Linked DNA regions of Mus musculus: regions 1, 2, 3, 4, 5 and 6 are each linked to region 7. The links are chromatin loops, found by intact Hi-C in ENCODE. Cell type or tissue: left cerebral cortex. All regions are shown on one strand. Region 1 overlaps Pbx1 (pre B cell leukemia homeobox 1). Region 2 has its middle 41 kb from the start of Gm34535. Region 3 holds the start of Pbx1 (pre B cell leukemia homeobox 1). Region 4 has its middle 69 kb from the start of Gm34320. Region 5 has its middle 260 kb from the start of Lmx1a. Region 6 overlaps Gm39697 (a long non-coding RNA gene). Region 7 has its middle 16 kb from the start of Gm34477.

The links. Peaks named below come from ENCODE experiments on the same cell type or tissue, not always from the same donor. Only the 100,000 strongest peaks of a DNase experiment are listed, where the experiment ranks them.
Region 1: a loop joins it to region 7, with 5 times the contacts of the local background. A loop is called at or near these places in 8 of 42 quality-filtered maps.
Region 2: a loop joins it to region 7, with 6 times the contacts of the local background. A loop is called at or near these places in 2 of 42 quality-filtered maps.
Region 3: it touches region 7 in a loop (7-fold over the local background); 9 of 42 quality-filtered maps call a loop at or near these places.
Region 4: a loop joins it to region 7, with 9 times the contacts of the local background. A loop is called at or near these places in 2 of 42 quality-filtered maps.
Region 5: a loop joins it to region 7, with 11 times the contacts of the local background. A loop is called at or near these places in 14 of 42 quality-filtered maps.
Region 6: it touches region 7 in a loop (5-fold over the local background); 3 of 42 quality-filtered maps call a loop at or near these places.

Annotation. Positions count from the first base shown.
Region 1 is chr1:168,423,587-168,427,586 of GRCm38, forward strand. All of the region lies in intron 2 of Pbx1 (pre B cell leukemia homeobox 1), which reads right to left. Among named protein-coding and RNA genes, the nearest start is that of Pbx1, 6.6 kb to the right of the region's middle. In left cerebral cortex, no CTCF peak of the experiment used is centred here; DNase peaks (open chromatin) are centred at 48, 1,949, 2,914, 3,425 and 1 more place; H3K4me3 peaks cover 3,279 bases; H3K27ac peaks cover 3,326 bases.
Region 2 is chr1:169,420,175-169,424,174 of GRCm38, forward strand. No RefSeq gene overlaps it. Among named protein-coding and RNA genes, the nearest start is that of Gm34535, 41 kb to the right of the region's middle. In left cerebral cortex, no CTCF peak of the experiment used is centred here; DNase peaks (open chromatin) are centred at 1,728 and 2,436; H3K27ac peaks cover 1,212 bases.
Region 3 is chr1:168,428,769-168,432,768 of GRCm38, forward strand. It overlaps Pbx1 (pre B cell leukemia homeobox 1), which reads right to left and starts at 3,401. Exons shown (of 9, transcript NM_183355.3): 1 at 2,546-3,401. The coding sequence starts at 2,736. In left cerebral cortex, no CTCF peak of the experiment used is centred here; DNase peaks (open chromatin) are centred at 825, 1,623, 2,283, 2,761 and 2 more places; H3K4me3 peaks cover 3,736 bases; H3K27ac peaks cover 3,653 bases.
Region 4 is chr1:168,798,911-168,802,910 of GRCm38, forward strand. No RefSeq gene overlaps it. Among named protein-coding and RNA genes, the nearest start is that of Gm34320, 69 kb to the left of the region's middle. In left cerebral cortex, no CTCF peak of the experiment used is centred here; DNase peaks (open chromatin) are centred at 2,371 and 2,917; H3K27ac peaks cover 454 bases.
Region 5 is chr1:167,944,271-167,948,270 of GRCm38, forward strand. No RefSeq gene overlaps it. Among named protein-coding and RNA genes, the nearest start is that of Lmx1a, 260 kb to the left of the region's middle. In left cerebral cortex, no CTCF peak of the experiment used is centred here; DNase peaks (open chromatin) are centred at 180, 1,789, 3,147 and 3,718; H3K27ac peaks cover 278 bases.
Region 6 is chr1:169,154,830-169,158,829 of GRCm38, forward strand. The region is part of intron 2 of Gm39697 (a long non-coding RNA gene); the gene reads right to left. Among named protein-coding and RNA genes, the nearest start is that of Gm39697, 16 kb to the right of the region's middle. In left cerebral cortex, a CTCF peak has its summit at 2,204; a DNase peak (open chromatin) is centred at 1,443; H3K27ac peaks cover 211 bases.
Region 7 is chr1:169,346,280-169,350,279 of GRCm38, forward strand. No RefSeq gene overlaps it. Among named protein-coding and RNA genes, the nearest start is that of Gm34477, 16 kb to the right of the region's middle. In left cerebral cortex, a CTCF peak has its summit at 1,654 (motif pointing left); DNase peaks (open chromatin) are centred at 827 and 1,645; H3K27ac peaks cover 243 bases.

The DNA of each region.
Region 1 (4,000 bases), 920 kb before region 7:
TCACACTGATGGTCTACAGCACGTGTGCCTCACTTGGAAAGCCAGTATCTCGTGAGGGAGGGATGGTTGCTGCTCCTTCCTCTCCTTAGCCCATTCTCCCTGGCATGCAGCCTGAAAGGACCAAATTCTCCACTCCTTAGATGTCTTTTCAAAAAAAACAAAAATTAATAAAAGGTTTTGCAGTTGCCAGGCCTTGAAGGCTAGCATCTCCAATACTCCCACCCAGCTCGGAAAGGGACCCGGTCGGAGGCCTTTCCAGACTGTCTACAGCTATTTCAGTCCAGTTCTGCTCAAGGAGCAAGGTCACTTGTGTCTTTTGAAGTCACACACAGCTTCCTTCCACAGTCAGTCCTCTCTCTCTCTCTCTCTCTCTCTCTCTCTCTCTCTCACACACACACACACACACACACACACACACACACACACACACACCTCTCTAGCTCTTCCTGGGGCAGGGAGAGAAGGAAGTGTCCCATCCTATAACTGCTGTGGTAGTGGCATGCAGGATGGAGAAGGGTGGGAGTGAAAAGAGAAATAAGGGGAAGGGTAAAAAGCCAATCGGCAGCACCACGATGGGGGTGTTAATTGGATACAGACAGACAGAGAGACAAAAGAGGATTAAAAAGGGGGGGGATCGGTTTTTAAACCCTCCTCCAATTATTTGATTGAACTCAAGAGCAGATTACACTTGGTATAAACTTAGCTGAGGAGTGCCAGAGAAAGCTATTAGGTGCTAAAATTCAAATTCACTCACAATTGCAGCTTGCTCCCAGGTGTCTCGGACTCCTCTCTTTAGTAAATAAGGCTCTCTTTTCACCTTTCCTGACTTTTAAACTTATGATTTTTTTTTTTTTGGACAGAGAAGTGTAAACATTTTTTAAAAAGAAAAATTTTAAGTATTTATTAAATATTGCAGATCTTTTTTCCTCCTTCAGAAAATCAACATGTTTGACTTTTTTCTCCTATTCTTCAGTCCCAAGAAACCCATTTTCCAGCCCACGTAGACACAGGCAAAATGCAGCCTATCGCTAACATGTAAAAGGACAAGTGACAGTTCTTTAAAAGGAAATTTGATTGTAAATGACCCAAATTCTGTATTTAAAGCAGCTATGGTCCCAGACTGACGATACAGCTGGAAGGCACATCTGTAAAGTTTGTTGCCGTGGCTCTCAACAGGGTCTGCATGAGGCTGAGCGCAAGCTGTAACCTGAATATTTTGTTGGCATTTTATTTTTTACCTTAGCGTTTATATTTTAAAAGCATAAAGTATCAAAATAAACACTTCCCCACACTCAAAAGCAAAACACTCAAGTTCATCTACTTTTCAAAAATCCCAAAGTAATTTCTGACTTAAATACCCATCAATCAACTATAATTCAGTCCGTGCAGCCTGCCTTAGGTATCATGCACGTGTTTTTTGTTTTTGTTTTTTAAATACCAAAAAGGTTGATCAGGCATCTCTGTAAGTTTTCCTATTTACCTCAATCTTCCAACTAAATCAATAAAACCCAAGAAACAAAAGCAGCAGCAAGCCAACACAACACACCACACACACACACACACACACACACACACACACACACACACACACACACACACCCCAGCTCCTGGCCAGAGTACACAGATCTGCTCTACCCTGAATGGCCTCAGCAAGGCCACTTGTTCAGTGCTGTGGGCCTTGATAGTCCCAATAAGAAAAGTTCCAGGACAGCACAGAAGCATGTGACCTGGTCTTTTAGACCACCTTTTTTTTTTTACTAGTTTTGGAAAAAGAGAGGGAAACAGACAGACAGACAGACAGACAGACAGACAGAAACGGGCACTGAAATGAAAGACTTGTGCAACTTTCCAGACACTTTGCATTCATTACCCCAGGGCATCAAAGGCATGAAGATACACAGGCAGCCCAGATCCTGAACACAGAAATCACACGGTTCTTAGTAATAAAAGCTGATTTTAAACACAGTACTGTCTGCTCTACCACTGACACCTCCGTCTGTTCCCTCTCTCCAGCCTCCCAACACTCAACTGGAAGAATAAAAGCGAGTTCCTGCTCCCCCGAGTCAGGAATCCTCTCCATAGAATCTTGTTTTGTACCCCTCTTCACACAGGAACCATCACTAATTACATTACTTCATAAGCTATCCTTTAAGGCATCCTGTATCAATAACACATAAAACTTCAAATAATATTATTTTTAAGACTCCAACCATATTCATATTGACAATAATTTAAAAAAACAACAACAACAACCAACAAACAGATTAATATCTTCCAACCATAAGAACATCATTTTGGCCAATTCGACAATTTCTCCCCACTTCCACCCCACCCCCGGCACCGTAGCCAATATTAATCATGGGCGAAGTCTTCACTGCGCACCTGAATCGGACCTCTTTTCACAGCCACCCACTTTGATCTACACTACCTCAGCAGGTTTTAATTAGGAGATGAGAATTGAACACTTGGGCCATGATGTACAAGTCGGTGACCTCAGTGGTACCCTTCCCAATAAAAATACAGAATACAGTATCTTTAAAGAGAAACTCTCCTTCTGTCCCTTTAGTTCCGATTCCTTCTTATTGTGACTCTACATTTCATGAACCGAGATTAGAAAACAAAACAAAACTCCAACTTGATGAGAAACAAAACCCGCCATTCAAAGTGAATAACCACAGAAGACTTCAAACGAGAAGGAAAATTAGGAGAGAAGGAGACACATAGGCACACGAGCCCCCGGCTTCCTTCTCTGAGCTAATAGAAAGAAGGAAAGAAAGAAAATAACAAGACAAAATAACAAGAAAAACCTAAGAGGCACACTGAGGAAGAGCTCCTTTGATATCGGTATGCACAATCAATACATCTCTCAAAAGGCGCCTCTCATGGCTAAAACGACGCAATTATCAGCTCTGCAATAAGGTTAGGTCCTGGCACAGGCACCTGGATGATTCAGAGGTCTGGGAAGCCTGTCTCAGGTGCTTTGTCTGCGTGTTCCATCCCCTACAAGCACCATCCAACAAAGGAACTATTTACTAATTTCACAGACATTTGAAAGACCTGAGTAATTGCATATTCAATCAACAGTGACCCCTTGAAAAGATTCTTTTTTTTCTTAACAGAGAAATCCAGAGAGACATTTAGAGAGACCTTTAAAAGGAGAGACGTAAGGAAAGCCACCTTCCGCAGCCTCCCCCCTTCCCATGTGTAACTATCAATGTATATCAACCGAGCATGCAATCATATCTATTGTCACTTTCATTTATGTCATGCCCTTGCTTATATGGTTTAGATATGAATTATTGACTGTTATACACCTTGTTGTAAAAAATAAATAAATATACGGGATGGCAGGTACTTTGCCCGGCTTTAAAGTGGGCGAGAAAGTCAGAGACCAGCAGCCGCTCCCTGTCTGCATGCACCCCCCCAGTCCCTCTTTATGCCCTGGCGTTAGATCGCCTTCCCCACCCTTTCTTCTTACAAGGGAGCGATTTAACCCACTTTGGAAAATTAAGGACCAAGATAAAGAAACAAGAGGACAGTTGCTAAGTGGCCTTTCTCCGCACATCTGTTGTTTAAGAACACCTCTGATTGATGACTGCGATTTTTTAATTGTTGCTTTAAAATTTAAATGCCCTCCTGGGATGTGTTATAAGTGTGTTAGTCTATGATATGAGGCTCAGAAAGTAGCAAAACAAGAGAGGGAATGATCTCTGGATAACATAGTGCCCTAAATCTAAAGAGGGTCGGTCCCTGCTAGAAAAACCAGAGGCCATTCAAAAGCCCGTTCACCTAATATTGAATTGGACATTCCACAAAGGTATTCCAAGACACTCTTTTGAGAACCTCAAGTTGGTGACTCTGTGTAAATACAAAGAACAAAGTGGCCAAAAAAGAAAGGAAACAACAGCTTAGCTCTTACTCCCCTGCCCAACAGCAGGGGTGAGAGATGGGGGTCAGTCATTGTAGACAAAAATCTATTTCTTCAGGAAATGGATTTTTA
Region 2 (4,000 bases), 74 kb after region 7:
CATCCTTCATTTATGTTCCTTCTTCTGGCTTTGGAAATCAGTTACTGACATTTACTGAGTAAACACCTCCCAGGTAAAAGCTTAGGATGCTAGGACAGTGGATATTGTCATCCCAGGAGAATCTAGAAACACTGAATAACCCTCTAGGTATGTCTGTGATGAGTTTTCAGATTGGGTTAGTTGGGGTGGGGCACATCACTCCGTGGGCTAAGACCTCAGACCGCACGAGATGCAGAAGAGGAATTGACCATCAGTGGTCATCTCTTTCTGCTTCCTGAATGCAGATGCAATGTAGTCAGAGGCCTCAGGCCTCCACTGCTGTGAGTTCCCTACCGTGACAGACTCAGACTGCACCCTTAAACTGTGAGCCAAAATAAGTTTTTCCTTTCTTAAATTGCTTTGTCCAGGTGTATTGTCACTGTAAGGAGAAGAGTAGCATGTATGGCCACAAAGATGAGTATGCCCTCAAACATTTTATGGCCTGATCAAAGATAAAACGTAGAAAGATATATTTGCTTACTGTATAATGAAGCTATGTGGTGTGTTAGTCTCAGAATAAGATATGCTTGGATTTCTTATTCACAATTTATGGATGGAGAAGTAATGCTACACATTGTTAAGGCAATCCAAATGACCTCGTCAATAAGAGTAATGAGTATTTAAACCTCTACTAACAGTGCATTCTAGTCATACCCCAGCTTCCCTGGTCTTCACACCTTTCCCTTTCATTTACTGGCTTCTTTTACTGACTTGTCTCTTACTGTTTTTATTATCCTATATTATTTAGCCACTCTTTTAATGGGACTTTTTTTATTGGCATTTCAAATCCACTGGATCTCCATACTAATTGTTTTGTTCACTGGCCAAACATAGATGTTTACATACATGAAAGGAGTTAGAAGGAGGGGCTTTGTGAGGTCTTGGAGGGAGGAAAGGGAGAAAGCAACATAATTATATTTTAATTAAAAACTATAAAAAATATACAGTTGTTGAACAGATGGGTTTGTGGGTAGTACTACAGGCTTGACTCCTTTCTTCCTCTTGTTGTAATGCTAATATGTCCACAGTAGCATTTACAGGCTTCAGTGAAATGTTATATGAGTTCATAAAAACAATTAAAATTATTGACTAAACCTAAGTACAAAAGGCAAAAGTGTTCATGTAGGGTTTATCAATATCCAACCCACTGGAGACCTCTTTCTTCAGGATTGTTAAAAATTCAGGTTCCTGGGCCCCTTCTTTGGCACACTACATAGGAGCCTGAAAATGTGCATTTTGACCCATCTGCCAGGCTACTGGTGTGCACTCCAAAGTTTGGGACTAACAGAGGAGTTACAGATGGAAGTTGAGGCTTGGGAAACAGCAATATTAAATATTTTTGTAGATAAAGAATTAAGGAACAGATTTATTCAGTCATTTGTCACAAATCACATAGCTCGTAAGTCGGGATTTGGTGTCAAGACCTTTTCTGGTAGACTCGATTGGCTTTAGGGAATCATCTTTTACTTCTTTTCATCTCTCCAATGCAGTACTTCATCAATAAATGCTTACTGAACGAGCCAATGGCTTATACTGTGCAGGGAGGTTGAGTGATTGCCCTAACTCTCACAACTCTTGGCAGCTAAGGATCCTCATTTATATGAACCTCCTCCCAGCCAAACCTTCAAGTCCCAGACATTAAAACCCAGGGTCTGGCAAAGGCAGGAAGCAGACAGACTGCAAAGGCTCTGCTCATGGCACAGTATATCCCTGTCTGGCCAGGAGAGAGTTCATCATGGGACAGGAACAGCTAAGGAGTAGGGAGAAAGCAAGACTAATGTGGAAGAGAAGGCAGGGAAGAGCTCCAATCTGGCCAGGATGCTTGTTTTACAGCCTCTCTCTCTCTCTCTCTCTCTCTCTCTCTCTCTCTCTCTCTCTCTCTCTCTCTCTCTCTCTCTCTCTCTCTTTCTCTCTCTCTCTCTCTCTCTCTTTCTCTCTCTCTCTCTTTCTCTCTCTCTCTCTCTCTCTCTCTCTCTTTCTCCTCTCTCTTCTCTTTCTTCTCTCTTCTCTCTCTCTCTTTCTCTATCTGTGTGTGTGTCCATCCCTCTCTCTGTCTTTCACTCTGTCCCTCCCTCCTCTCCTCCTTCCTCCCCTCCCTCCTTCTCCCCCTCTCCAGCCTAAAGTTTAACGTAGCTTTCGATCAGGGCCTGTACATCATATCCAGTTCTATGGCCCCATCATTCCTTTACATTTCCAACTGAGGACTTAACGGCAACAACAATAAAAGCAAGAAGATTGCTAAGTTTTATTTTTACCAGAGGTTTCAAAAAAAGAGAAAGGGGAGAAGAAAGAAAGAAACCCCACTCTGACAACATCCCGTGTCCCATCACATCCTATTTTTACAGGCTAGCTGTGGGGTGTGTGATCCACAGCCAGAAATAAAACAGAACTGGAAGAGTCAGCCATCTGTCTGGAAGCTCACACAGTCCCAGATGGTATATCCTTCCTGGCTTTCTGGTAACAATCTCCTCTGTCTAACGAAATGAGGCAGAAATTGCCCAGTGAGTTAGTGGGGGTGATGGACTCTTGTTCTCCCAGCTCTGGCAATAGGACCTGAGATTCCCCCAGCAATACCTAGCTCATTTGTGCATATTATCTTCCCCTTGCTATGATCATGCACCACCTATTCCTCTGTACTCATTTTCTACCATACCCCTTTGCCACGAGTTTTACAAAAGGAGGAACTGTTTCCTCTCCTTCTCATGCACCCAGTCCTAGGCCACCTGCAGGATAATTGTTACACATAGTAGGGATGAATGCCCACCTGGGTAGCTGACTTGCTTACTAATATCCGAGCAAGTGGCTGGAGATCAGGAAACTGTTCCTCACAAGTCTGACAACTATGATCTACCTTTACCTATTATCTTGGTTGCTTTTCTATCACTGTGATAAGTCGTCATGACCAAGGTAACTTATAATTCAGCTTATGGTTTCAGAGAGTTCAGAGAGACCATGATGGCAGAGTAAAGGGACAACAGTAAGTTCACATCATGAACCACAACCAAAAGACAGAGAAGGAACACTGGGAACTGCACAAATCCCGCTCCCACTGACACCTCCTCCAACAAGGTCACACCTAGTAGTCCCTCCCAAACAGTTCTACCACCTGAGGACCAAGTCTTCAAATATATGAACCTATGGGAGGCTTTCTCATTCAAACCGCCATACCTCCTCAGTCCCTTCCCTAGAGGCAATTTTTGAAGATCAATGCCCAACCTAAATGCACACGATTTTAAAGCTATAGATTCTGGAAGGGGGAAGGGAAGGTCCTCAGTTTCACGTCCCAGTGACCAGGGCTTGGCCTCAGACACTGCTGTGACTTCAACTTCACTCACTTTATTGTGGCCTAAGGCCACTTCAGAGGATCCTATCAGCTTTGATATGGTTGTCTTCCAGAACAAAGCTTAATATTATTTAAAGGAAGAGAACAAAACAATATATTTAGTCTTCATTTCCGTAAAAGATGGAAGAAATTCAAGGAAGAAGGAAAAAATGCACATTGAATCAAGAAGAAATAAATGAAAAAGAAATTTCAGGGACTGAGAAGACGAAATTACTGTACAAACTCTTACAAGGACTCTTACAGTCACGTCCAAGTATGGTCTGTCCTTGTGATGGATTTCTAGACTTTTGAGTACAGAAAGGGCAGCCACTCTAACCTTAAATTTCAGAATCCTGATTAAATCATACCATAACCAAATAATTAAGGCTTGTGTGTGTGATGTCATTAGAAAGAGATTCTGGGCTTCCTGTCTTCTTTTCAGAATCTATACCCCATGTATGACTACGAAGAAAACATTACTCAAACACGCCAGACCTGCTCCAAACCATAAGGAATTAGATAGATAAACACAGACCAGAGAAGAAAAAGAGACAGAAAGACTAAATGAAACAGAGTGCCCTAGATGGAACTCTACATTAGGAAGACTAGGTTGGGGGAGGCCAAATTCAAATATATTTC
Region 3 (4,000 bases), 920 kb before region 7:
TGGGAATGCACTTGAGGGACAGAACAATGCCCTTCCTTCTAGTTTACTATAGACTCACTTAGCAGAATGATATTGTTTTGGAAACAAAATACTGATGTTATCAGCTACTAGCTAAGGGAATTCTGTTTACTAACTAAATGTATGTGTAAAGATAAGCAGAAACCCCCGGGCACTCAAAACACATTCAATTCTTTTTCAATCAGTTTTAAAGTTAAAAAACAAAACAAACCAAAAGAAAAAACAAAACAAAACAAAACAAAAAAAAACAAAAAAACAAAAAAAAACAAAAACAAAACCCCACATCCTCCAGAGAGGCAGGGATCGCATCACAAACATGCTCTGTACAATTGTAACAGGGGAATAGTAAACTCGAAATTCAAACCGTACATACACACAGCATCTAAAATAGTTATGGCTTACTTTCTGAATTAACAAATATGCACTTCAAATGTAGAACTAGTAAGAAAGAAAAAGAGCTTAATAGTCTAAGTAGTTACATTTTTTCAAGAAAAAAAAAAGGTGGGGGGTTAGCAACCTAGTTCTCAGAAGGGGTTAAAAAACAGAATGTTCAATGTATTTAAGATCTTTTCTGGGTCTTTAAAAATACTTCCCACTAGTCTTTTTTTTTTTTTTTTTTTTTCACACACAGGCCCAAATGCAAAGAATTGGCAGCTCATCTAGAAGCTTTGCCTCCCCACGCTACACAAATGGGGTTAGAGAGAGACAACTGGATTTTTCCCCATCCCCAAACTGCATCTGATCTTTCTCAGCATCTAGGCCATTAAAGGGGATACCCGCTGAGAAGAGTTTGTCGTCAGTTTCACAAAAAAGAGAGAGCAGAAAAGTAGTGAGGACCCACGTTCACTGGCCTCTTCCACTTCAAGAACTTGTGATCAAGCCAGTTGATCAGTGGTGTCTGAGTGTATTTTTCTGGAACAATGTTATGGAGGAATCTGTTCCAATTCAAGAGAGAGTTGCCAGTGGGGAGCCTCTCGTTTGTCATACCCATTAGCTTTTCTTCAGATAATAACATTGGAAAAGAGGACCAATTAATTTTTCAAAAAATCTCCCCCCCCCCATTAAAAGCATGAAAATAGTTGGGGGGGGGTCCTTAACAGTCTCGAGTTTTTCAGGCATCCTAAGCCTTAGCATTTCAGTTTACATGTTCCATGTGTTCGCAGCTAAAATGAATGTAATTCATAGCATGCGTGCTCTTAGCTGCTTCCTCTTACTTTCTCAAGGCTGTGTTTCTCTTACATAAAATCCACATTACTTGTTAACCATATAACTAAGTCACATAAGGTTTAGTCACTCTGTAATATGTTTAAAAGAATTCCAAAGCAAAATAAAAAAGTACTCAGAGATTTAACAGAGCTGAGCAATTGTGTGGACATATGTGGCCATTAGATTTTTTTTTTTTAAATCCTTCCTAACTGAGTTGGGCCTTGGGCAAGCTGTTAGTGGCTTTGCCACTTAACCTGTGTTTTCATTTTGAAAGAGGACTTGCTGTAAAAAATCCTAAAGTGGAGAACTATGTATACCTGGTGGTGGTTCAGTTAAGGAAGTCCCAGTTTCATAATTATGTTTCTTCATACCCTGCCCTACTGAAATACAAATGAAGCCACCAGTTTCCATTTCAATTTAGGAGTACTCTTAGTGATCCTGGAAGAGGCATGGGGTAGAAAATATGGTTGGTATTTGTTCCCACCCCTTTATAAAGGACCACACATAGGCGCCTCTGTCCTGTGAGAACAGCAAGTCAAATAAGAGACAATAAAGTTAAACTAAAAATCGGAGTCTCTTAAAACTAACAAACAGCCCTCAAAAGCAAAATTGTCTTTCCTTTCTTCCCATTTCCTTTTTCTAAAAACAGAATGGAGTGATGGCAAGGTATTTTCTTAGTATCTGACATCTACTAACACAGAGCTACCTTGCTTTTTGTGTTTGTTTGTTTGTTTATTTTGAGTGGGGAGTGAGGAAAAAAAGACCAAATAATTATTATTATTATTATTATTATTATTACGGAAGGGTAAGTGAAGAAGAAAAAAAAATCAAACTTGCTGAATTAGCTTAGGAGTCAGCGGGATCTGCAAATAAAGTGTTCTTGGGACATTTTTTTTTATTTTGTCATGTTCCGAAGTCCCTCAACTACCGAAGGCATGGAATGCGGCTCGGAACTTGACAATTCTGCCTCCTTCATACACTTTTTTAAAGCTGTAAAAAAGTGCCGAGGGCCGCTTTCGGATTAGTTGGCAGTATTTTCGGCGTGGCTGCGTGTTTTTGTGCATTCATACAAATACCTCTAACAGACACACTCGCACAACATCTATCTACACACAGCCATATCTCAGCACGGGCGATCACACTTTCGATAACAACGCTTCTTTAAATTTTACTCCTCCGCCATAGAGTTGTTTGTCAAAATGAGAAAAGAAACAACATTTTAGAAGAAAGCGCTGTGGTGATTCGGTTCCCATTGTTTCCCCCTGCGAGAGGGAGGGAAAAAAAAAAAAACAAGAAAGGCAAAGAAAAGCCTCCATCTCACCTGGCCTGCGCTTCATCCAAACTCTGGTCTGTGATGGTCATAATTTGCTGTAAAATGTCCCCGATGTCCTGCTTCCTCCCGCCCTCCCCCTCGGTCCCTCCGGCCCCATCCTGCAAGTGCTGGGACAGGCCGGGGTGTCCGGCCATCCCGACCCCAGCGTGGGAATGCATCAGCCTCGGCTGCTCGTCCATCTCTGAAGGCTCCGGCAGCCCCGGCTCTTCCTCTTCGGCTCCTCGGATCGGCGCCTGGGAAGCACCGAGGCTTTTTATCCTTCAAGCTGTCTTCAAATCCTTTTCAGGATAAACAGGGACCAGGGTTTTAAAAAAAGAAGAAGAAGACCAAAAGGGGAAAAAAAAAATCTCTTTGCCTCTTTAGAGGATGGTGGGAGGATGGGGAGGGGGAGGGGGGCGTGAAGGGGTTGCGGGGTGAGGGTGGGGATAAGGGCTGGTGGGGAAGGGTGTTGACTCCAAAAAAGCAAGAAAAATAAACCACCTTCCCACTTGGCGAAAAGAAATCAGAGCCGCCTTTGGGTTTTTCAGTCCGATCTCCTTTGCAAGGCAGAAATGGGCTCCCGGCGCTTAAATCTGTGGCTTAATCCTTTTGCAAATATGCATTGATCGGGAGAAAGGAGAGGAAGGCAGGGGGATTGCAATGCAAACTTTCCCCCCCACCCCCCGCTGCCCCCCACCCCCACTCCGGGCCAGAGTGATCTCAAAGGGGGTGGGCTGTAGCAGAAGCCAGATCACCCCCAGCCGTGGCGGCAGGCAAAGCCCAAGCTCTTTCCTCCTCCGTGTCTCTGCAAACTCCAGCAGCCCCGTCAGCCTCCTGCTTTTGTTTAGCCCAGGCTCAGGACTCCAGAAACATATACAGAAAAACCACAGCCTGAGAGGAGGAGGAGGAGGAGGAGGAGAAGGAGGAGGAGGAGGTGGAGGAGGAGAAGGAGGAGGAGGAGGAGAAGGAGGAGGAGGAGGAGAAGGAGGAGAGGGGAGGGGGCCGAGGGAAGGGGGGAGGGAGCGGAGAGGCCAGGAGGCGGGGGTCAGAGGAGGGAGGAGGGCTCTTGAGCCCCGCCCCCTTCTATGATTGGCTAGTCCTGAAAGTGGGCTCCTCCTCCCCCTACTTTCCACCCAGCGTCTCCTCCTCGGCCTCCTTCAGCTCCTCCTAGCCCGGGAGTCTTGTCAATCAGAGTTCAGAGGTGGGCCGGGAAGGAGGCGGAGCTATGACCCAGTCTCCAGTTCTTAAAGGCGCAGAGAGACCTTAGCTTCAGCTCTTGTCTGCTTCTCTTAGGCTCCGTCCTTGAGGGAAACGTGGCTCCACTTAAACGCAAGACTGTAAAATTAACACGAAAGCACACAGACGGTGTGGATCCCTCCGCCCCACCCCTCGTTCGTCTACGCGGTGACGCTGCGGTAGTAAACTTGATTCTCTGAAATCCTTAGACCTCAGGGAAACTGTTGA
Region 4 (4,000 bases), 550 kb before region 7:
ATAACAAGCAGGAATACATTTTCATCAATGTAAAGACTTTATTATAACTGGAATCAGTCTTTGGCTCAGCAGGTGGGTGTGTAAATTGGTACAATTATTTTGGAAAGCAATTTGGTCCATAAAAACCTCACAAAAAAACTCTCAGGTGCTTTAATCCTGTGATTCAGTTGTTAGGAATTTCTCTTAAGAAAATAATTTTAAGTGAGGCTAAAGATGTATGAGCCATCGCAGGCACAGCAGCATTACTTAATGTGACGAACCATTGGAAAGTACTTAAATTCATAACAAAATGAATGGTCATGTAATTTAGGGTAAATTATCATGCAATGGAAACCTTGAAGTCTTTTGTGAAGCCTTCTTACCCTCTTATAAATGATCACAAAATTCTAAACATATGATTTTAATTAACAAAAGGAAAATATGACTTTTGGCTCTGGCCCATTTTGTGCCAAATATCAAGAAAATAATGAATAATAGATGGGTTTTATTTTCCCTGTATATTTCTGCACTTTCTCCAGCAAAGATAATTCATTTTGTAAACAGAAAAGGAATATTATAAAAGATAATATTATATTTTATAAGGCTGGAAAACAACTGTATACAAATCATGTGTAACTCCAGGCTGAATAATTAGTCTCTGTTTTTACTTAGTTTTATGAATTTATATTGTTTCTTAATTTGTGAAATGAATATATTAATAGTTTGGGACATTAACATTATCTGCCCAGATAGCAGACTTTAGAAATAGTTTTAAAGCTCAGATATTATGACTTATTCTATTGTTACGGTCTATGATTTCAGACAATTTAAGCTCTTGCAAATTATTTACACATTTAAAAACAGATTATTAATACATCTGAGCTTATTTTGGGTGAGTTTAAGCTTGAAAAATTTCATAACACTGCTAACTGGAAATAAAGCAAGTCTCCTTTAAACTTTGTATCTTTCCCCCTCCTTCATTTGATCTGCTGTCTCTTCCTGCTACAGACACTCTTTCACATGGAAGGAAAAAATTACACTTGTTTTTGTAATACTTGGCTAAATTTCAAAGAACAATATTCACAAGCAGCAGAATGAACTTGCTCAATTAAAAGCTCAACAGGATTTACATTGCCATAGTTAGCCAACCTTCACATTCTTAATGACTATATATTGATAGAATTCCAATTTCAATATTTCCTAGCACTTTGCAGAGTGGTTACAAATGTATCCAGTGATCATTTCAATTGATGCATAAATAATAACCTAATTATTCCATGTTGGCAAAATAATAGAATCTGACTCTTAGGTATTCACAGTCCCTATATCCCTAAAAGACATTACTTCTCTTCCAGTTGTGTTCTTTCTGATGAGCTAGCCATAGCCCAGGTTGGAGGAATTATTACAGTGGCCCCATAGAAACTGGAGACTTCCTAAATTTAAAGCAAGTCCACAATTACTCTCAGTAGTTAAGCACTCTTTCCCCTAAAGAGTCATTGTATGTTCAGCTTAAATATTAGCTCACTTTCTATAATGGCAGTGCTCTTAAAAAGACTTTATGTAAGTGCACTCAGGAAGCTAGTTATTTAATGCTATCCTACAGTGAATTCTTTATTATAATAAATACTTGTTACCAAATTTACCTTTTCTTATATGGGATTTTGTTTAATGAGCCATAGCCACATTGATTTCATTTGAATGAAGGGATGTTATTTCATAGACCAGCATAAGTTTCTAAAAGAGGCAATTCCTTTGCAATGGGGTTGTCAGTCTCTGTTATTACCTTGAAACCTGAGAAGTCAGAGACTGGTGTTGTGCTGGTATATTAGTTACTTTATGTGTTGCTAGGAAAAAAGAGTTTATTTTAGATCAAGAATACAGTCTATCATTGTAGGGGAATCATGGCAGCAATAGCTGGAGGCAGCTGGTCACATCGTATCTGTAGTCAGGAAGCTGAGAGACATGATTGCTCTGTGCTCAGCGCACTTTTTCTTTTTATGCAGTCCAGGATGTCAAACCATAAATTGGTGCCACTCACATTTAGAAAGAATCTTCACTCCTCAGCCGAATCTAGAAACCCCTTACAGACATGCTCAGAAGTTAGTTCATTGTGAATCATCATTCTAAATTCCTTCAATTTGACAAGGTTAGCCATCCCAGTAGGGAAAGATAGGTTCAGTAATTGGCCTACAACTTGCCACAGGTCTGGATAGCACAGGGCTATACCAGTTAATTCTAGTGGAAGCTGATAAACAAGGTTGCTCAGAACATGGAACAGTGTTCCTTCTGAATCTGTGAACACAGAGAGTCAGTAGAAGAACATGAGTGGGCAGATCCTGGCTGGGCCAGTCTATTAGCATCTCACGTGGGTTCCCTGTCTGCTGCTAACACCCCCAAGTTTCAGTTGTTATTTTTAAGAAATCACAAGTAATAACTTTCTCTACAATACACTGGCTTGTATTGCTGGGCTGGGAGATTTCTCACATCCTCCTGGGGGGAAGTTTGTAGGCAGGAGAGAGAGAGAGAAATTCCTTTGCATGGCATCTGTTAGTTTTCATAAATATTCCCATCATAATTGTTCAAGCTACCCACTGAAGTCTTAGGATTGGGAAGAAGTAGAAGAAATCATCTTCTCCTAGACAGCATGACCAGTACATTCTTTTCCTTTAAAATGAGGCTATTACATGTGCATAAATATATAAGTATGATCTGTGAAGTCCTCTTAATATTGCTTGTCCATACAGGGTCTCAGGGATGACTAATTGTCCCACTCTCAGCATATCTTAGTTACTGGTAACTCTTGTGTCCAGTATGAGCGTCCCCATTTGATGCTAGCGCACTATTGGTGATTTCCTTCTTCAGGTCTTGTTTATGTAGCATTGTTGAAGTATCATGTGTGAAGTGTCATTTCTAGGAGACACAGTCTCACAGCAGACTTTCTCATCCTCTGCTTATTACAATCTTTATGTCATCTCTTCTGTGATGTTCCCTGAGTCTCACATGCAAGAGTTGTGCTACAGATGAGTCAACTGGGGCTGGGGATCTGGTGATCACTCGCTCTCTGCATTTTGATCTATTGTTTTCTGTAAAATATCTACTTCTTTTGGTTGAGGCTGGACATTTCTCATTTTTGCTTTCACTATATAAACATAAAATACTGGCCTTCCGTATCCGTGTTGGCTTTTCTGAGTCTTGGCTTTTAAAAAAAATCCCCTTCCTCCTCCTCCTCCTCCTCCTCCTCCTCCTCCTCCTCCTCCTCCTCCTCCTCCTCCTCCTCCTCCTCCTCCTCCGCTTTCTCTTCTCCCTGGTATTCCTTCTCCTCCTCCTTCTCCCATTACCCATTATCTTTGTTCCCTCTTGTTCCCAGCTATATCCAGATATTTCTTTAATATTGTATCAGCGGATGTATAAGCACCTTCCTTCACCAGAGTTTGTTTTACTTCCTTGCCACACTCCCACATTCCTATCTTCTTTTCCAAAACAGATGCTTTTCCTGATGGTGATTTCATGATTCTAAATGATATTGAGGAACTATTTTTCTAGTCTCTTCCACAGTTATTAAAACTATTTTCTTTGTATATTGATTTCCACAGCAGTAGATATCCTATGCAATCAATTAATTATAGAATATTTATTAGGCATATTATTAGTACAGCAAAACTACAGCCAATAGTAAGATGACACTTTGTCTTGAAATTGAATTGACAAGAAAAGAGAAACATAGTTTATGGGAGTAACCTACCAATTTGACTTAAAGCTCTTTCACAAGATGGAACCTATATGTGAGACTGCTTGGGTGACCAAGAACCTGAGACTAGATAGCACAGGGATCTAGGAAAAACCAGGGTGACTAATTGCCTCCTTTTCAACATACTGTTGTTCTAAAAATTTGTAGCAATATAATGACCCCTAATGACATTCTGCTATACTCATAGATCAGTTGCCTTGCTCAGCCATCATCAGAGAAGCTTCCTCTTGCAGCAGATGGGAACAGATACAGAGATTCACAGCTAGACATTAC
Region 5 (4,000 bases), 1.4 Mb before region 7:
TGCTTAGAGCAGGTTAATTGCAGGATTACAAGGATGTGCGGAGGCCAGGGATTGATTATGCATGGCTCAAGCCTCCTTTGCTAAAGGAAGGTCATTTCATAATCTAAAACCATCAGCCCCTGCTGTTCCCCAAGAACTGTACCAGTTCCATTCCAAAGGTTTGCCTGCTTTAGACATAGGAAGTAGCCAAAGAAGCCCCACCCACAGAAGCTAGAGACCAGAGGTAATCAGCAGCTTCCACAGACATAGAACACCACTAAGTGTCTCCCTCATTCTTTCTTTTCTCCCAGGCTAGGATCTACCCAGCTAGCTCATGGTTGAAACCAGCTTGAAATTGACTGGCTTTTGTAAGGTTTTTGCACTTTGTTGTAGCTTCCATGTCTTTATCTCCAAGGAGCTTTTGGCAATGTCTGGGGGCACTCTGACACACATTTGTCAATAATGAAATAGGTAGGACACTATTGGCATTGAGTGGGCCAAGTCCGCGGGTGCTGCTTCGGAAGCCATATGCAAAACAGCCCTGAAACAAGAAAATATGAAGAGGAGAAGAGGTTGGAATGCTCAGTGGTCAAGAGTACTGAGGCTCTTCCAGAGGTCCTGAGTTCAATTCTCAGCAAACACATGGTTGCTCACAACCATCTAAAATGTGATCTGATGCTCTCTTTTGGCATGTAGGTATACATGCAGATAGAGAACTTATACATAAAATGAATAAATAATAAATGAATAAATCTTTAAAAGGGGGTACCTGGAGAGGTGGCTCAGTGGTTAAAAGCATACTGTCTGCTCTTCCAGATGTCTTGAGTTGAATTCCCAGCAACCACATGGTAGCTCACAACCATGGGATCTGATGTCTTCTTCCAGTGTGTCTGAAGACAGAGACAGTATACTCATGTACATAAAATAAATAAATCCTTTGGAAAACAAAGAAAAGAAAATACTCGGCTCAGATATCAACAGTAAGGAACATTAGAAACCCTGGTTTGACTGGAACACGGTCAGGTTTATTTCTGTACTGTATCTAGCTTCTACAATATGCCATGACAATGATATTAAGCAGCTAAGACCAAAATACTCTGGTCTCCAAATCCTGTCATATTTTCTGCCTGCCCCTATCTGACAGAAGTGCTATGGTCCCCGAGACCTAAAACATTTCTGTCTGTCCCAGGAAAATGTTTCTGATTTGAATCGAGAGCATCCTTTAAGAACTTCACACAAACAAGAAAAAGAGTATTCTGAAAATGTGTCTCGCTATATCAAATATCCCTCAGCAATCCGTTGTTTCTACCACATCTGGTGTTGTATTTTAGTTCCATGGCTTTCCCATTACCCCTCTATCATATCTTTTTTATTCTAAAGCCTCTTCCAGGCACTGAGCTAAGCCTGCTGCCATTAGAAGGCTGTGTGTTTCCTACTCCTTGGGGGGCCTGTAGCCCAGAGGGGGAGGCGGATATTAATTAAACCATCACCCTAATGAATGTATGATGACAAACCATGATCAGAACTCAGAGGCGGGAGACAGCTCTGATGACAGTTGACTGGGGCTCCGGGCATATGGAAGTTAAGTAGACTAAGACTGTGTGAATGTGTTTGTGGTGTGTGTGTGTGTGTGTGTGTGTGTGTGTGTGTGTGTGTGTGTGAGCTGAATATGTGTATGGGGAGGAGTGGGGGGTTAGCTTGGGGAAGAGGTGGCTCTGTGAGTCCGGCAACCTGGAGGAGAGTGGAACACTGGCGGATGAAGGATCCAGCGATGTGCTAGTGGGAAGTTGGTGAGGACCCAAGAAAAACCACGCAAGCCAGATGGTGTGCTGAGTCTTATCCTAAGAACGTCAAAGCAGAGAGAAGCCACTGAAGGATCTGGGAGGAGACTTGATCAGATTTGCATATGAAGTTCCTAGATTGTCAGACAAGGGAGAAAAAGTTGAGCTCGTTAAAAACTGAGCTATTTTGAAAACAAGTTAGCTGATTGATTAACTTTTAAAGACCCAATTAAGCTTTTGTGTCATCGTTTCCCGCCTTTATACCTGACAGAGTTTGAAAAGGGGCCACGTTCAAATATGATCGTCTTCCTTTTCAAAGAAGCAGGTTTCTGAGCAGAGGTGCAGCTGGAATTTACCCGACTGCGATTTCTAAGGTCATATTTCCTTTGAAGATCAGTTGAATATTTATGTGTGTGTGTAGAGGTGTTGGTTTTTGATGTTGCTAACATTTCCAATTCTCATGGTGAGTTCAAACTTCTCTAAGACTTTTAAAACATGCTTGCCAAAGAACCAGAATCGATAGCTCACCAAATAAATTCTCTGTGATGTCGACCATTTTTTCCTGTGCATATTGTGTTTTTTTTTAAAAAAAAAAAACAATTTTAATTTTCCTCTTCTCTCCTCTGCATGGTGGATCGTAGCTATTGCATTATGTTTTATTACTGTCTGGAACTTGTCTTTTATCAGTAAGGCCTTTGAAGATTCAAGTCCCAACCTTTCTTTGTGAATAAACTCAACCCAATACTCCACTGTGTGGGTTGTGAATTGGTATTTGTTACCTTGAACTTGTGACCTTCCTTTCTCAAACAAGTATTTCTACCCTAGATCTGGTGTTTTCAAAGCCCAGTACAACTGACAACCTGGATTGTACACAATGTTGCAGTGGTCCTCGACCTTCCTAATGCTGCAACCCCCTTAAATACAGTTAGTCATGCTGTGGTGACCCCCAACCAGAAGATTATTTTCATTGCTACTTCATAACTGTGATTTTGCTACTGTTGTGGATCGTAATGTAAATATCTGATATGCATGTAGATGGTCTTAGACCACCCCTGTGAAAGCATCATTTGGTCTCCAGAGGGGGTCCTGACCCACAGGTTGAGAACTATTGTTTCAAGGGACCATAGTAATACTTACTTGTGTATATAGTTTCGTGCTTGTGTCCATGCTGCAGAGAGGAAGGCGACTAGTTGCCATAGTGACCAGAAAGGTACAAGTCTAAAATATTTACCATGCAGCCCTTTATGGGAAAACCTTGTAAGCCCCATTCTAAAGAACATTTGCAGCTATTCCTATTCCTCTTACGTATCTAGTAGTAGACTTAGTAGCTGCTGTGCAGAGTGAGCACCCTTGCCTTGCTCCTGAAGCCTCTGTATTTTCCTGCAGGTTGGATAAGAGCATGTGGAGGAAGGACCTGCTCTCCTCAGCAACACTTCGCTAAGCTAAGCATTTCATCTGCGTTGTCTCTCATAATCCTTATCACAGTCCCGTAAATTAGATACTATTATCGTCACTTTGCAAATGAATACATTTACAAGCTAAATAACTCACAGGACTTGTAGGCAGCAGAAATGGGAACTTGATTCAATTTCTATCTTTGCTTCTGGACTCTGAGTGGCACAACTGTGGTGAATTGGTTAACAAAGGGAAAGCAGGAAAGAGGCTTCGGAAAGAGACCCTTGTTTCCTGTAATGGATGTAAGGCTATTAGCTGTGTAAACGGAGGCACGGCGTGGGTGCCAAGGCTGTTCAGAAGCCACTGATGGCTTCTATGGTACCCGACGTTCATTCTCTTCTGGAGAGGTTTTAGTTGCATCCTGAAGGGCACATGAGACAGAACCGAGTCTAGGAAATCATTTGACCTGAGTGAAGTTCTAACATGGGCCATATTCAAATCCCTTCTTCACGGTTGCCAGAACATTCCATGGGAATGCAGAATTACTAAAGAAACCACTCCTTCCCAGCCCCATCTGTCAACACTGGAATATTTGCACTTCACAAGCAGCCTGTGCGGCCCATGAGAGCATTGCTGCTGCCATCACAGGGCTGCCAGCACTAGCGCCTAGCCCTGAGATGCTGGGGACTTCTTCCCTGACATTCTGTGGCATTGCCTGCAGCAAAGCTAAACCCTTGATCAGCTAGTCAGGCTGACTTGACTGCTGTAGAACGCATTGGATGGACCTTTCTGAACCCAAGTTCCCCTTGTTCCCGGGTGCACAAACTGATGTGCGCAAACAAATT
Region 6 (4,000 bases), 190 kb before region 7:
GTAGGGGTTGTTTTGGTATTTTTTTGGTTGGTTGGTTAGTTAGTTGGTTGGTTGGTTGGTTGGTTGGTTGAATGATTGGTTTGGTATTGCAGTAAATCTCTAACCCAAATAAACCTGGGCAATGAAAACACAACTCAATTAATATGAATACATGCTGTGCGCCTAGATTGGGCAGATCTACCACTACACTACCATCTTCCCCATGTAAGAGACCCCTTAGAACTTGAAGTTTCTCCAGGGAGGTGCTTCTGCTCCACTTTCCTTCTTCCTCCTCCTCTGTCATCCTCTTTCTCTCTCTCTCCCTCACCCCTCAGCTCTACCTTCCCCTCTTTCTCTGCCCAATCACTGGCTCTAGCCTTTCTTTATAAATTAAGGTGGGAGGAAGGATTACAGGAAATCACCTGAGTGCCATTCCTTGTTTGCAGCCCCTCACAGAGGAACAGAATTAACATCAAATACAATTTGCCCCAGGGCTATCAGCAACAGTTTGACTTGGTTTTTCTTCCCCTGTGTTATCCCTTTTTTGACCTGTTTTCTGAAATAAATACTAGGATGCTGCTTCCCGTTCAAGTCTGTCAGTTTCCCAAGAGGAGGAGAGAAGGGCGAGTGGCTTTTACTTTCCTTCTCCACTTCCTCTGTTCACTTCTCTTGGATCCCTGCCCCCTCCCCACTACTCCCCAGAGCGTCCCCCCTCCCCATTGTCAATTCCTCAATCTAGCTCTCTCTCCCCAACCAGTTTTCTTCCTTATTAAGCCCGTCTAGTTTCAGGAAGTTTGTGAGGGCAGTTGGTGAGGTGAATTGTGCTCCCTGACACGGATGCAAAAGTATCCTATGATATAGTGGATCTGGAAGCCCCTATTAGAAAAGATTTACTGTTCTGTTCTAAGGTTGCTCTCCAGGTTGAAATTGGCTGACAAGGTCTCAACTAGCATAGGATTTATTCCTACGTATTAAATTATTTTTTTAATTAGTTCAACGCCCAGGTCATTTCTAAACCAAAGAAACGTAAAGCAAGGAAGTTTCCTGAAGTCAAAAGAAAACAGGCTGTGGTTTGAGTTAGTTGTCAAGTTTCTACCAAACTGTTTGCAGCCCCCAAGCCATTAAGCACGTGCACACATCAGCTTCAGCCCCAGGAATGCACATTCAGCCCAGTCCTTCACAAATGAATTCCTGTTGCTCCCAGTCTTTCCAGCCTCTGCCTAAAGACCAAATTTAATCCCACCTTCACCGCTGGCTCTATTTTTTAAGGCAGGCATGAAGAACATGTAGAAATCTTTAGCAGTAAGGCAGACCTCGGGCGTTTTCAGTTCATCTGAAATCCTTTCCGCATCCCTGGTTGTATGAGTACAGGAATACAGGAGAGGTAGAAGGCGGGTGTCTGTGCCTGCCAGATTGCGGGGAGGAGGTATTATTGCCCATGAGTGTGCACACACAGACACACACACAAACCCCAGATGGTAACGAGATGAGGGAGAAAAGCCAACAACACCAGGAGTTATTTTGGGACTAAAACTAGGAATCTTCATATGGCTAAGATTTTTCATCTGAGTGTTGCTCTTACATATGACAGGCTCCTCAGAGTGGTGCAAGCTGAACCATTGATCAAGTCAGATTCACTCCTTAGATCCTGAACCTTTGGGACTGGAAGGGGGACAAGTCAGTGGCCTTTTATAATAAACCAGAAATACTGCAGATTCCATAAAAGAGATGCTGTCACCATTCTCCCAGTTATTTCAATGAAGGTGTGCATGGAACAGTGAGATCCTGGGACAGTGCAAAGGCATACGTCAGCCTCTGCTTGATCATTAGCTGTACTGGGTATGAGGTATTGATGAGGCTAAGAAAATTGGAGTCTGATCTGCTTTTCAACCTGCTTTGGAAATATTTCCATCACGAGATGCACCATAGACACTCGTCAGTGGATTCACAACTTCGGGCTGTTCAAACAAAGGGTATGGAGGAAGGACAAAGAACGCTGAGTTCCAAATCAGCTCTGGGAAGATGGGAGTTTGTTGATGTCACCTTATTTATATATCAAGGATAGTAGTAGCATCCATATGCAAAACACATGGACCACCACTGCCGCCCTCCATTTTAAATAGTTCTATCTTCTTAATCAATATTAAATCTCTCTCTTTAAAGAAAGAAAAGATTCATTTTATTGTGTGTGTAGGAGGGGTATTTTATCTGATTCGTGTATGTAGTACCTGTAGAGGCCAGAAGAGGGGGTCTGATCCATCGTAACTGGAGTTAACAAACAGTCATGAGCCACACCATGAGAGTACTGGAAATGGAACCAGAGTCATCCACAAGCACAAAAAGTGCTCTTACCCACTGAACTCCCGTGCTCCCCAGTGCTCTCCAGTGCTCTCCAGTCCCAGTCAGTAAACAGTAAAGACCACTGAGAGGGCTGCTGGGAGTTCAGGGGTAACTTTTTTTTTATTATTTTTATAGTACTGGGGAGTGATTAAACACAGGGTCTCATGGAGACTAGGACAATGCCATCTGCTAAGTTATATGCCCTGCCCTCTTATTACATGTTAATTTTTTTCAGTGGGGGTGGGGAGAGTCTCAGGCCATGCTGAGGTGGAGTTTGAATTTGGAGTCTGTCTCTGCCTGGCCTCCAAAAGAAGCTGCGTTTACAAACCTAAGAAAAACACTGTGTTGGCCTTTAATTTCATCTTTAGTAAAATTCTTTATCTGAAGTTCAATGAAAATATTTTTTCCTTCGACAGTGTTTGAAAATCTTGCTTCTCCTGTGACCAGTGCTAATAACATTTTTCTCTTCTGGTGGGCAGCAAGATGTCACCATATTAATGTGCCAAGCTCTGTGTCAGATGCTGGACACAGGAACATGAGGATGACACCAGCCACCAACCTTGGGGGAGGGGGGCTAAATGGTCTAGAGACGAGACAAGGACATAAATAATAGCCCAATGGTACTGTGCAAAGTGGCTTAGCAGATGCATGCCCATGATGCTGTGAGCACACAGGAAAGGGAATGAAGACTCTGCATGTGCGGTACACTAACTCTCATTGCACAGTTTCCTATCCTAAAGCAAGGATGCAATCAAAGCTTATACAATGATATTGCCCTTGCCCTTAAGGGAGGTTTGAGATTAGCACAGCTTTGCAAACCTCGAGTAACAGCCACTACATGTGCATCTATTGCTGTGTCGAGTCGGTTGACTTTTTATGAGAATTATCTAGTTTCCCTAGTCCTTTGCATGCAGAAATTTTTCCCTTCTTCAAATCAGCGTTCCTACTAATGATTATAAAATATTATAGTCTACCCAGGGAGCTGGAACTTATCAGATAAAGATATGGGGCAAGGAATAAACAGACCCTCTCTAGTAGAAAGACTTAAATTCAAGCCTGGGATCTGACAAGGGGCCCTGTCCAACTCTTGAAGGAAGTCCATCAAAGAGCACTGTAGCAGCAAAGGCAAGGAGGTGGTGGGAGAGATTGAGTAATGGATTGCAAACCCTGTTCTTGCAACACATGAGACCTAGTCATACTCCTCTCCTTCCTGCTGTGTGATTATGAAGCCAAACTATTCCTTTTCTGTCCCAGTTACCTTATCAACTACTTGTTGCTTGTATTGAAGAATCCAGGTAACGAAGGTGGATAACAGACCCAGCAACACGTTTCCTTTCCAGAAAAAAAAAATCTATTCAGACTTGCATGTGTGAATTCACTAATGTAAAAGTGAACTCTGCCTTCAGACTCCAGTTATATGGTGTTAGTGACTCTTTTTTTTTTTTCAGAAACTACTCCTACAGACCACAGTAGATTGCTCCACTAGGAAAGCTTTGCACTCCAGAAAGAACAGACAGCAATTCACTCTCATTGAATCTTAATCACATACTCCGATCCACATTTGGAATAAAGACTGAGTTTTGCACCCATTTTCCAAATAAGCTTCTCCTACAGATGTAGAATTGTATAGCAGTGCCTGCAGATTGGATACCAAGGCAAGAATTTGGAAGTTGGCTCTAGA
Region 7 (4,000 bases):
CTGAAAGCCCTAGCAAGACATCTGAGGTTCTGGGTTAATGAAATCTTCCAATAGAGTAGCACACCCCAAGCAAAGACAGGACAGCTACCCTACCCCAGGCCCTTTCTAACCTTGCTTTATGCTCCTATTCATTTGTAGTTTTGATGACATCACTCATAAGGAACTGGTAGACATAAAGATACTGTTCCCCAGAGTTCTGTGTCCCATTACTGCAATTCACTGGAACAGGGAGGGCAGTGTCCCAATCAGTAGAAAAGGCAACAAAAACATGGGACCTTGGAAATGCAAACTGAGCCCTCTACAAGTTGGTTCTATGCTAACTTCAGGTATTAAGTGTCAGAACTGAGTTGAGCCCTAGGACATCCTGTTGGTCTTGTGGTATCAGCAGAGAACTAATAGGGGAGACCACCACACATTTATTTTAAGTATTATAAGAAAAAGAACAGGACTTTCCTCTACCCTCTCAGACCAAGCTTGTGCAGAGCAAACTTAGCATTAAATACCAATCTAGGAAGTAGAAGTTATAGAACGAATTGATTCCACAATGTGGAAAGGTAATTGCAAGACTGAAACACTTTCTGATTCTGTGGATAAGAGCGCCAGTCTTTCTCAGTGCCACTGTATACCTTGTTGAAGCTCAAGGCAGATCTCATCTCTTAGCCAAGCATCCAGACCTTCAGCTCAGAGCAACCACTCCTTGTTCTTCCATTAAGATGCATATGTGATGATATTTCTACCCAGAGTGTTTCCCTTTTCTAAAAAGTACAGACTCCTACTCATCCTGCAAAACAAAGACCATATGTTATCTCAACTTCTTCTTCAAAACTCTGTTAGCATTTTTAAAATACTGTGTAAAATGTTCCATTGCCTCCACAGTAGGACATGCCTGTCTCTCCCACTAAAGCCTGGACTGTAAACAGCTGGAAGAAACTAGGCATGAATTATTCAGCTCTGTATCCTTTCATGCAACACAAAAACCAAGCCCACAGGAAATGTTCTATGCAAGTCTAAGGAAAGGAGTGTGTGGTGACCTCTCTGCTTTTAGCCCATCAACTTTACCTTGAAGTCTGGCCATGTCAGAATAGAGAACAAGAAAGAAATCTCATCCCCAGCTGTGCTGAGTTCTACAGGACATGAGGAAACTCTGAACAAATTCATTTTGACCTTTCCTGGCTCATAGAACAGAAAGCAATAACGTCAACCTTAGCTGTCACAAAGTCGCCCCTCTCCAAAGTCACCTGCTGCTACCTCTCAAGGTTCTGTGCCTGCTACCTTCTCCTACCTCTCCATGTTAGCACCTTTGGAAGCTCAACCAGTCATTATCCACAGACCTCCTCATGAAAGATTTGTGCTCTCTGGCATGGCTGATGGAATTCAATCCATGCTTTCTTAGAATCCTAGAGAAAAATGTGTTCTACAAGAGAACCAATATAGAGAAAGCTTGGAACATTCATGAAAATCTGATGAAGTGATGGGTCTCTGCCCTACATTTGGGTCTGTCCTCACTGTTGCACAGCTCCCAGCCTGCAAACCCTCTTTTGGGTTTTGTATTTTGAGAGTAAAGCCATTTATGCACCAATTTTCAGAAGGGGTGGTTAAGTGGTCGCCCTGAACACAGATATTATCTCACCTAACTTGCTATGTAGCAGTGACATCTACTGGGGAACATTGTCACTTCAGGGCTCCTGTTTTTATATTGGACTTAGTAACTTCAAAATGTTCACTCAATTTATCTTCGTAGCAACCTTATGAGGTGGTTAATGTTATGATGTGCAGTTATTACATGATGATGCTGAGACTCAGAGCAACTCAGTAACTGGCCTGGTGTCACATAGCAAATGTAGGGCAAAGCTGGGATTTGAACCCAGAGGAGGGTGACTTTAGCGCCTGTTCTTAGCTATCAGCACTTGTTACCTCTTGGACCATACATCCTCTTCCCGTCAAATACACCCATTACACAGCATCTTCCCTGCTGCTTTTAACTCGGATTAGATATGTACTGTTTCTACCAATAAATCCTGCTCTGGTGATCACACCCATGTACGTCACTTCCTCTTTGTCATCCTAGTACCTAGCTCACTTATGAAAGACAATAGGTGTGCCAGAGATAGTATGGAATACATTGTGCATGAGTGAATGTCATTAATAACCAAAACCCAGTGTGTGCAGGTTTCAGACACGATATGTGGAGGCAGAACCATGGGAAAGAAGCAGCTGCTTCCTTGGAATGGTCACCTTTCACACAGAGTCATCAGAAAGTATATACACAAGACTGTAGTAAACTACATGTCAATCAAGGAAGCCATTAGAAGATCCTCACAGGTCTTAGGGTAGAGTCCACATTCTCTAACTTGGAACAAAAGATTCTATAGCAGTTGGGCTCCTACTGACCTCACTTTCCTCCTCAGCACCATAGCATTTTGTACCTCTGGCTCCAGAGTTGCTGTGGTTTTCCCAAGAAATCCTCTTCACACACCTGCTGACTCTGGCATGTCCTCTCATGGGAAACTCTTATTTGGCAGAATATAGCCCTTTCTACTTTGCCTGAGAGATCTCCACTTCTCAAGAATTGGATATCAGCTCCCCTGGAACCTTCCAGAGGAACCTTCCAGAACCTTCCAGAGGAAGGTTCCATCAATACTGAGAGTCTCAGCCTTTACCCAGCAGTACGGAGGATAGAAGACATGCTACAAGTTTCAGTTAGCCTATAGCCAAGGCTGAAGCCCAGGTTGGCGATTTAGTAGATAGGTGAGCCATGAAGTTTAATTATCATTCTGAATTTCAGAATTCCTCACTCATTTTCAAACTTTGGAAAATTAGAGGTGGTGCCTACTGCATGCTGAGGTAAACACTAATTGAACAGCTAAGGTAATGTGTTTGAAACAGTTCACAGTAAAAGGTGGAAAGTGTTGGCTGCTGTTTTGTTGTTCTAACTATTTAGTCGTCTCTCTTCCCACAGTCAGTAAGTTGCTCAGCCAAAGACTGTTTTAAGAGCTGGAGAGATGGAAGAGCAATCAAGGGTATGGTACATATTACTCTTCCAGAAGTTCCCAGTGTGGTTCACAGAGTAAAGTTATATATATATATATATATATATATATATATATAAAGTATAGTGGACATCCTGAGAACCTAGCTATGTACCTGTTAAAAAATGATAAATGTTTAGGGAAAAGAGGTTGCAACTTTAAAAAGAAACAAACAGGCTAGGGATATAGCTGAGCAGGTAAAAGCCAGAAGACATGAATCTGATATCAGGAACCACAAACAGTAGAAGGAAAGAACCAACTCCAGCAAGTTGTCTGGACTTCTGTCATGTCATGCCCCATGCTCCTTCCCCCAATCAGTAAATAAATAAAAAACACACATAAATGTAACTTTGAAACCCACTGCTTTTGTACCGTAAGATCCACCAATAAAAATATATTAAAAGAAAGATGCAGGCTCACCTTTCAAACATAGCCAGTTAGGGAGTCTAAAACTGTTTAGAGAGAGGGCAGATCAAAGAACCAGGTAGGACACCAATGGAGCACAGGAAGTGCATTTCACAGTGGCTCAACTCTGCTCTTCTCTGCACAAATGGCATTGGTGGTTCCATCCTCTCAGCCCCTCTGGCTTTCCAAATCCACCCTGTACTAGGACATCTTTTGAACATAATTGCTTCCACACATGGAGAGCACATTGAAGCCATTCCGGAGGGTCATTACAGAGGCAGGAAAACTGCTGTGATATGATCTTCGGTGGGTCAGGACTCGAAAGCTGGGATGGAAGCCATCTCTGAGGGTACCATGTGGACAGCTTCAAAAGGCAACCCACTCGCAAGCATCTCCCTGCCCTTCCTCCTAGGTGGATGGACATTCCATCAGAGACCTTCTTTTTTGAAGACTTCCTATTTCTGGGGAAGATCTCATTGAAATGCCAGAGGCACTGCTGCAGAAGACTAGCCGTGTGTGTGCATTTCAAAGAATCTGTTTCCCATGAAGAGCGGGGGAATTAAAGA